2 separate regions of the Homo sapiens genome follow, and region 1 is linked to region 2. A link is an interaction called in ENCODE POLR2A ChIA-PET data of the cell type or tissue named here. Cell type or tissue: PC-9. All regions are shown on one strand. Region 1 overlaps HEATR5A-DT (HEATR5A divergent transcript). Region 2 overlaps HEATR5A (HEAT repeat containing 5A).

Region 1 (4,000 bases), 120 kb before region 2:
CATGTGCCATATTGGTGTGCTGCACCCATTAACTCGTCATTTACATTAGGTATATCTCCTAATGCTATCCCTCACCCCTCCCCCGACCCCACGACAGCCCCTGGTGTGTGATGTTCCCCACCCTGTGTCCAAGTGTTCTCATTGTTCAGTTCCCACCTATGAGTGAGAACATGCGGTGTTTGGTTTTCTGTCCTTGCAATAGTTTGCTGAGAATGATGGTTTCCAGCTTCATCCATGTCCCTACAAAGGACACGAACTCATCCTTTTTTATGGCTGCATAGTATTCCATGGTGTATATGTGCCACATTTTCTTAATCCAGTCTATCATTGTTGGACATTTGGGTTGGTTCCAAGTCTTTGCTATTGTGAATAGTGCTGCAATAAACATACGTGTGCATGTGTCTTTATAGCAACATGATTTATAATCCTTTGGGTATATACCCAGTAATGGGATGGCTGGGTCAAATGGTATTTCTAGTTCTAGATCCTTGAGGAATTGCCACACTGTCTTCCACAATGGTTGAACTAGTTTACAGTCCCACCAACAGTGTAAAAGTGTTCCTATTTCTCCACATCCTCTCCAGCACCTGTTGTTTCCTGACTTTTTAATGATTGCCATTCTAACTGGTGTGAGATGGTATCTCATTGTGGTTTTGATTTGCATTTCTCTGATGGCCAGTGATGATGAGCATTTTTTCATGTGTCTGTTGGCTGCATAAATGTCTTCTTTTGAGAAATGTCTGTTCATATCCTACTTTTTTCACCTACTTTTTGATGGGGTTGTTTGATTTTTTCTTGTAAATTTGTTTAAGTTCTTTGTAGATCGTGGATATTACCCCGAAAAGCGCATTGTTAAACAAATTCACTCAAGATGTAAACAGTGACAAAGTCAGTGCCAAATAACAAAGAAAAATTGGATGCAATTGAATATTTTCACAGCATATGGGGAATTGGCATATTTGCAATAGTTAATAGTAGAGTTTCTTAATCATTTGTCCTATGGTGGAGTGTCTCAAAGTGTGTCTTTGTACTGGAATCACCTGTTAAGATGCAGTTTTCTGGGACCATCCCAAACATACTAAATTAGAATCTCAGGAGTTAAAATCTGTCTAGTCACCAGTCTCTCCCCAAGATGATTCTTGTGTACACTGGAATCCCAGAACCACTGTTAACCAGAATGAAGCCCAGGCTTCTAAGGCTGGTATCACGGTTTATAATCTGGCTCCAGCTCAACTGTCTCACCTTTTCTCCCGCTACTCCCAGTATACCTCTATTTGTATTTTTCCAGTATAGCCCTATTTATATTTTTCTTAGATCATGGCCTTACCTAACTTGCCCTTTTCTGTACTCTAAATCCATCATTACTCAGTCTCTTCTGACCCCATAGTAATTTCTTCTGCCTCTACCACCTTTGGCGTTATGATTGTGCCACTCCTGATGCTTGTGATGTATTTTATAAGATTAAGTACTTTGGCTTTAATTTTTTATATTAATATGTCGACTGCAAGAGAATAAGTAATATTGGGCAGAGACAGTATAATGGTAGGAAGACATAGTATAGTGTGTTAGTGTACATAGTACAGTGTGTTTACACTGTATTATATCTGCCTACCATTATACTGTCTAAGCCCTGTCTCTACTAAAAATACAAAAATTAGCCGGGCTTGGTGGCAGGTGTCTATAATCCCAGCTACTCGGGAGGCTGAGGCAGGACAGTCACTTGAACCTGGGAGGCAGAGGTTGCAGTGAGCCGAGATGGCACTACCGCACTCCAGCCTGGGCGACAGAGCAATACTCTGTCTCAAAATAAGAAAAAAAAACAAACAAACAAACCTATATTTGAGTCTTTTCATAAAGCAAACTTTCTATGATGCAAAAATATCTTTATTTTGTTTACAAATATGAATTTTGATGAAACAAGATTTATTAAAACCCTTCTATATTTAATCACAAAATAAAGCAGTTATGTGGGATACATCACAAATAGCCAACTTTAAGATAAATATGACCCTACTTCTTTTTACTGGACTTTTCCATGTGAATGAATTCTTCACACTGGGTTAGTCAGCATTTTTCTCTTAAGAAGCTTAATAAAATTTGACCTATTACATCAGCCTTTTATCTGAATGTGAAAAGAAGAATTTATGTGGAGAATGCACCACACCCTGTATAACAGTATCTGAGAACCATTAGCTATTATTGCCATAAACATTTGAGGTTGGGAAAGTAATTGTGGGCTTTTTTTTTGTTTTAAGGGAAGGTATGGAGTTTTTTTAGAAAATGTCTGATCATACTAGCGAAAATGTAACCCTTGGCTCCAACTTTGAGAGACTGTTTACTTCAACCTTGTACTAATGTAGATAGGCTAAGGCACACTTTCTATTCCTGGCATTCTTCTGATTTCCTTAGCAGCCCCAAGGTATGTCTATGAGCAAACATGACCATCTTTTAAGTTTAGTTTGCTCAATGCCTGCATTATTTTTTCTTCTGATTACATTCTGAAAGTCCTCGGGGCTTTTATTTCTTTTTTTTTTTTTTCTTTTGAGACACATTTCACTGTCGCCCAGGCTGGAGTGATCTTGGTGCGATCTTGGCGCGATCTTGGCTTACTGCAACCTCTGCCTCTGGGCTTCAAGCGATTCTCCTGCCTAAGCCTCCCAAGTAGCTGGGATTACAGGTGACTACCACCATGCCTGGCTAATTTGGTTTTTTTTGCTTTTTGTTTTTTTGAGACAGAGTCTTGCTCTGTTGCCTAGGCTGGAGTGCAATGGTGTGATCTTGGCTCACTGCAACCTCCGCCTCCCACGTTCAAGTGATTCTCCTGCCTTAGCCTCCTGAGTAGCTGGGATTGCAGGCACTGGCCACCACGCCTGGCTAATTTTTTATTTTTTTAGTAGAGATGGGGTTTCACCATTTTGGACAGGCTGGTCTCAAACTCCTGACCTCGTGATCTGCCCACCTTGGCCTCCCAAAGTGCTGGGATTACAGGTATGAGCCACTGCGCCTGGCCTAATTTTGTATTTTTTTGTAGACACGGGGTTTCTTTTTTTTTTTTTTTTATTGCTATACTTTAAGTTCTAGGGTACATGTGCACAACGTGCAGGTTTGTTACATATGTATACATGTGCCATGTTGGTGTGCTGCACCCGTTAACTTGTCATTTACATTAGGTATATCTTCTAATGCTATCCCTTCCCCTCCCCACACCCCACGACAGGCCCCGGTGTGTGATGTTCCCCATCCTGAGACATGGGGTTTCACCATGTTGACCAGGCTGGTCTCGAACTCCGGACCTCAAGTGATCCACCCACCTCAGCCTCGAAAGTTTTGGGATTACAAGCGTGAGCCACCCCACCCAGCCACAGGGCTTTTACTTCTTTTCATTATATACATATTTGCCTTTTAAAACCCATATGTTGAAAATCTAACATTTGCTTAATACTGCATAATGGATACTTGCTTTCCACTTAAATGTTGTGGTCTTTATAATCTGCAGGTCAGCAGTGTAGCTAGGGGCTGTGTGAAATGTTTAAGATATGATCACTAGCCCCAAGGAATTTACCATCTAGTAGGGGACACATTAGCCACAAAAATGCACTAGGTAGTATGTGGTCTCTGATGTCTGGACAATGCTATCAGTGAGTTTTATTAATAAAATAGCTGCAGAAGGAGAAGACACTTTTGGCTAGGGTAGTGAATCTTCATTTAAAAATGTATTGCTGGCCAGGTGTGGTAATCCCAGCACTTTGGGAGGCCAAGGCAGGAGGATCACTTGAGCCCAGGAGTTCAAGACCAGCCTGGGCAATACAGTGAGACCTTGTCTCAACAAAACAAACAAAAAACTGTGTCTTTTATTTTTCTGTGTGTGAGTTTATGATCTTTGTTTTCTTTATTTCTTATAAAATAAGCGAGAGATATGAACATCAATCATTATAAAAAGCAATCAGAAAAGCCACAAGGTTTAGACTGGGAGAGAAGATAGTCACAGTTCCCGTGAGAT
Region 2 (4,000 bases):
CTTCGGGAGGCCAAGGCGGGTAGGTAGCTTTGAGCCCAGGAGTTCAAGACCGGGCAGCATGACGAAACCCCATCTCTACCAAAAATACAAAACTAGCTGGCATGGTGGAGTGCACCGGTAGTCTCAGGCTGAGGTGGGAGAATCACTTGAGCCTGGGAGACGGAGGTTGCAGTGAGCCGAGATTGTGCCACTGCACTCCAGCCTAGGTGACAGATCCAGACCCTGTCTCAAAAAAAAAAGTCTGAAACTGTCTGAGGATGGGAAAGTTAAAAAAGAGGAAGAAGAAAGGGGGAAAGAGAAAGGAAGAGAGGAAGGAAGGGAGCAAGGGAGGGAGGGAAGAAAGGGGGGAGGATCTGTCTATGAACCGAATTGGGATATCACCTCGTAAATGAGTAGGTATCTCTGCTAACGTATCACCAGTATATTCCATATATAGAAAGTACATGTGTTTGAAGAAGAAATCTTTCAGCTAATATTTTATAAAGCTTCAAGTAAAAGCAAAGTACATAAAACATGTCTTTTGGGCAGGGCAGTATGCCTGTAGTCCCAGCTCCTTAGAAGGCTGAGGCAGGAAGATCACTTGAGCCCAGAAGTTCAAGTCCAGTCTGGGCATCATAGGGAGACCTCCATCTCCAGAGAGGGGGAAAAAAAATGGCCCTGTTAAAGAAAACAAAAATAAAAAAACAAGTGTTTTGTAACTTTAAAGGTTGATTTTCCGGGTGGGGGAAGCTGAGTGCTGAGACCAAGGGCTAAAGCTGGGAGACTGAAAAAATGCAGACCACCGGGGTATTACTCATTTCTCCAGCTCTGATCTGCTGTTGTACCAGGGGTCTAATCAGGCCTGTGTCTGCCTTCTCCTTGAATAGCCCAGAGAATTCATCTAAACAGCCTTCCTACAGCAGCTCCCCACTCCAGGTGGCCAGACGGGAGTTCCAGACCAGTGTTGTCTCCCGGGACACTGACACAGCCGCCAAGTTTATTGGTGCTGGGTCAGCCACAGTTGGTGTGGCTGATTCAGGGGCTGGCATTGGAGCGGTGTTTGGCAGCTTGATTATTGTCTATGCCAGGAAGCTGTCTCTCAAGCAGCAACTCCTCTTCTATGCCATTCTGGGCTTTGCCCTGTCTGAGGCCATGGGGCTCTTCTGTTTGATGATCTCCTTCTTCATCCTGTTCGCCATGTGAGGCTCCGTGAGGGTCACCTGCCTGTCCCTGCAGCTGCAACTCCGCGCCATTCCTGGTGCTGGGGTGTGCTAAGCTTTACCATTAAACACAACGTTTCTCTAAATAAATAAATAAATAAATAAAGGTTAATTTTCATAATATATATAACCTCTTTCATTTATTTTCTAGACTTAGGAAATGATTCAGATTTCTGTGGGGTTTGTGTTGTTGTTGTTTTTGAGACAAGGTCTTACCCTGTTGCCCAGGCTGGAGTGCAGTGGCATGATTTTGGCTCACTGCAACCTGAAGTAGCTGTAACTACAGCCACACGCCACCACGCTCGGCTAATTTTTGTGTTTTTTTGTAAAGACAGGGTTTTACCATGTTGCGCAGGCTGGTCTCAAACTCTTGGGCTCAAGTGATCTGTCTGCCTCCACCTCCAACGTGCTGGGACTACAGGCATGAGCCACCAGCCCCAGCCCAAGGATTCAGGTTTCTATTACTGGTTTTGTAATCTTTTTAACTGATTATTTGACTGGTCCATTGAACAATTTAAGAAGAACAAGGAAGATAACAAAATCATTAGCTGTCTTGTAATCCTCTAGCAGCATTCATCCAAGGAGATCTCTCATTATTATTCAGAAGCAACTTCTGATGGCTAGCAGTTAGGGAGACCAGAGCAGTTCATCAGTTGATTAGCAGTCTTCATGACTTCGTTCAGCTAATACCAACATATGCTTAGGGACAAAGCAAAATGAAGGGATTAAAGTTACGTAGAACTGTCATATTAGAGGCCGGGCGCGGTGGCTCATGCCTGTAATCCCAGCACTTTGGGAGGCCGAGGTAGGCGGATCACCTGAAGTCAGGAGTTCGAGACCAGCCTGGCCAACATGGTGAAACCCCATCTCTACTAAAAATACAAAAATTAGCCAGATGTGGTGACAGACGCCTGTAATCCCAGCTACTCCGGAGGCTGAGGCAGGAGAATCACTTGAACCCAGAAGGTGGAGGTTGCAGTGAGCCGAGATCATGCCATTGCACTCCAGCCTGGGGGACAAGAGTGAGACTTTGTCTCAAAAAAAGAAAAAAAAGAACTATTATATTAGAATGAAATATTATAATTCAACTTAATTAAGAGGAGTTCTGTTATATTTTTAGCCCTCTTACAATCGCAAGTGCTAGAAATACAATTAGAACTCAAGCAGTAAAGGAAAATTATTATTAGGAATCTCTTAATTGTCTCTGCTTTCTTCCACAGTGGACTTATTCTCAGGTTTATTCTCTCCAAGTGATATCAAGATGGCTCTCTTAGCACCCAGGGCCTCAGAAAGATACAGTGCTTCTTTCCCAGTACTCCCAGTGAAAGTCTTGAGAGCCTTCATTATCCCAGCATGAGTCCCTGGAGCCAGGCAATGCTGTCAGCTCCAAAACAACAATATGGATTAAGAGTTGGGGAGAGGCTGGGCACAGTGGCTCACACCTGTAATCCCAGCACTTTGGGAGGAGGCAGTTGGATCACTTGAGGTCAGGAGTTGGAGACCAGCCTGGCCAACATAGTGAAACCCTGTCTCTACTAAAAATACAAAATTAGCTGGTTGCGGTGGCAGGCACCTGTAATCCCAGCTACTTGGGAGGCTGAGGCAGGAGAATCACTTGAACCTGGGAGGCGGAGGCTGTAGTGAGCCGAGATTGCGCCACTGCACTCCAGCCTGCCTGGGCGACAGGGCGAGACTCCGTCTCAAAAAAAAATAAAGGGGGAGAGAAGATCGTTCCCCGAAGGTAAAATTGGGATGTTGTTATCTAAAAACAGGGGAAGATACACTGGGTAGACAAAACAACAGCTGTCCATAATACCTGTTATAAATAAATAATTTTAAAATAACATTAAAAAGAGGGAGAACTTGTGCTGTCTTACTTCTTGATGTTTGATATGTCATGTAATTTCTTGCCAGGTAGGAGCAGCGCTTAGACCAGCCTTCACTTCAGAGACACCACCTGATGTCACTGCCAAAGCATGTCAGGTAAATGGTTAAAAGATGAAGCTTAAGAGATAATCTTGGGAAGCAGTCCTCCAGTTAGTATTTTTTTACCAATGTTTTTTCTTTATGGTTGTCTTACCGTCAATCATAGCTTACACTTTTCTTCTTAAACTTACTCTTCCTTTTTGATAACTGCATGATAATCCACTATATAGATATGTTATAATTTATTTAACCAGTTCCATATTGACGGACATTGGGTTTTTTTCTTTTGCTATTAGAATAGTGCTGTATGAGTGACCTTGTGCATAGGTCATTTCACTGGGTGTAAGCATATCTGTGAGATAAATTCCCCAAAATTGAATTGATGGATTCCCCCAAAATTGAATTGATGGATAATTGATGGATATTAGAGGTGTTTACCATTTAAATTTCCACCAGCAATGTTATACAAGTACCTGTTTTGCCACAGTCCCAGCAACATTGTGAGTCATCAAACTTTTACATTTTTGTCTATACGATACAATAAAAAGTCTGTCTCAGGATAGTTTAGATTTGTATTTCAAGTGAGATTGAGCACTTTTTCATATACTTAAGAGCCATACAATATACAATTTTAAACAGTTGCTTTTCTCAGACTGCGTTGTCAGACACTTAATATCCAGCCCTAGGCCAGGTACAGTGGCTCACGCCTGTAATCCCAGCACTTTGGGAGGCCAAGGCAGGTGGATCACTTGAGGTCAGGAGTTAGAGACCAGCCTGGCCAACATGGTGAAACCCAGTCTACTAAAAATAGCTAGGCGTGGTGGCAGGTGTCTGTTGTCCCAGCTACTCAGGAGGCTGAGGTGGGAGGATCACTT

What was found. Peaks named below come from ENCODE experiments on the same cell type or tissue, not always from the same donor. Only the 100,000 strongest peaks of a DNase experiment are listed, where the experiment ranks them.
Region 1: POLR2A ChIA-PET joins it to region 2 with 7 read pairs; 2 of 35 experiments call an interaction of 5 or more read pairs at or near these places.

Annotation. Positions count from the first base shown.
Region 1 is chr14:31,440,066-31,444,065 of GRCh38, reverse strand. The region is part of intron 2 of HEATR5A-DT (HEATR5A divergent transcript); the gene reads right to left. Among named protein-coding and RNA genes, the nearest start is that of DTD2, 15 kb to the left of the region's middle. In PC-9, no CTCF peak of the experiment used is centred here; a DNase peak (open chromatin) is centred at 2,105; H3K27ac peaks cover 1,767 bases.
Region 2 is chr14:31,317,406-31,321,405 of GRCh38, reverse strand. HEATR5A (HEAT repeat containing 5A) reads left to right here. Exons shown (of 36, transcript NM_015473.4): 26 at 3,114-3,182. It also overlaps the pseudogene ATP5MC1P2. Among named protein-coding and RNA genes, the nearest start is that of HEATR5A, 100 kb to the left of the region's middle. In PC-9, no CTCF peak of the experiment used is centred here; no DNase peak of the experiment used is centred here.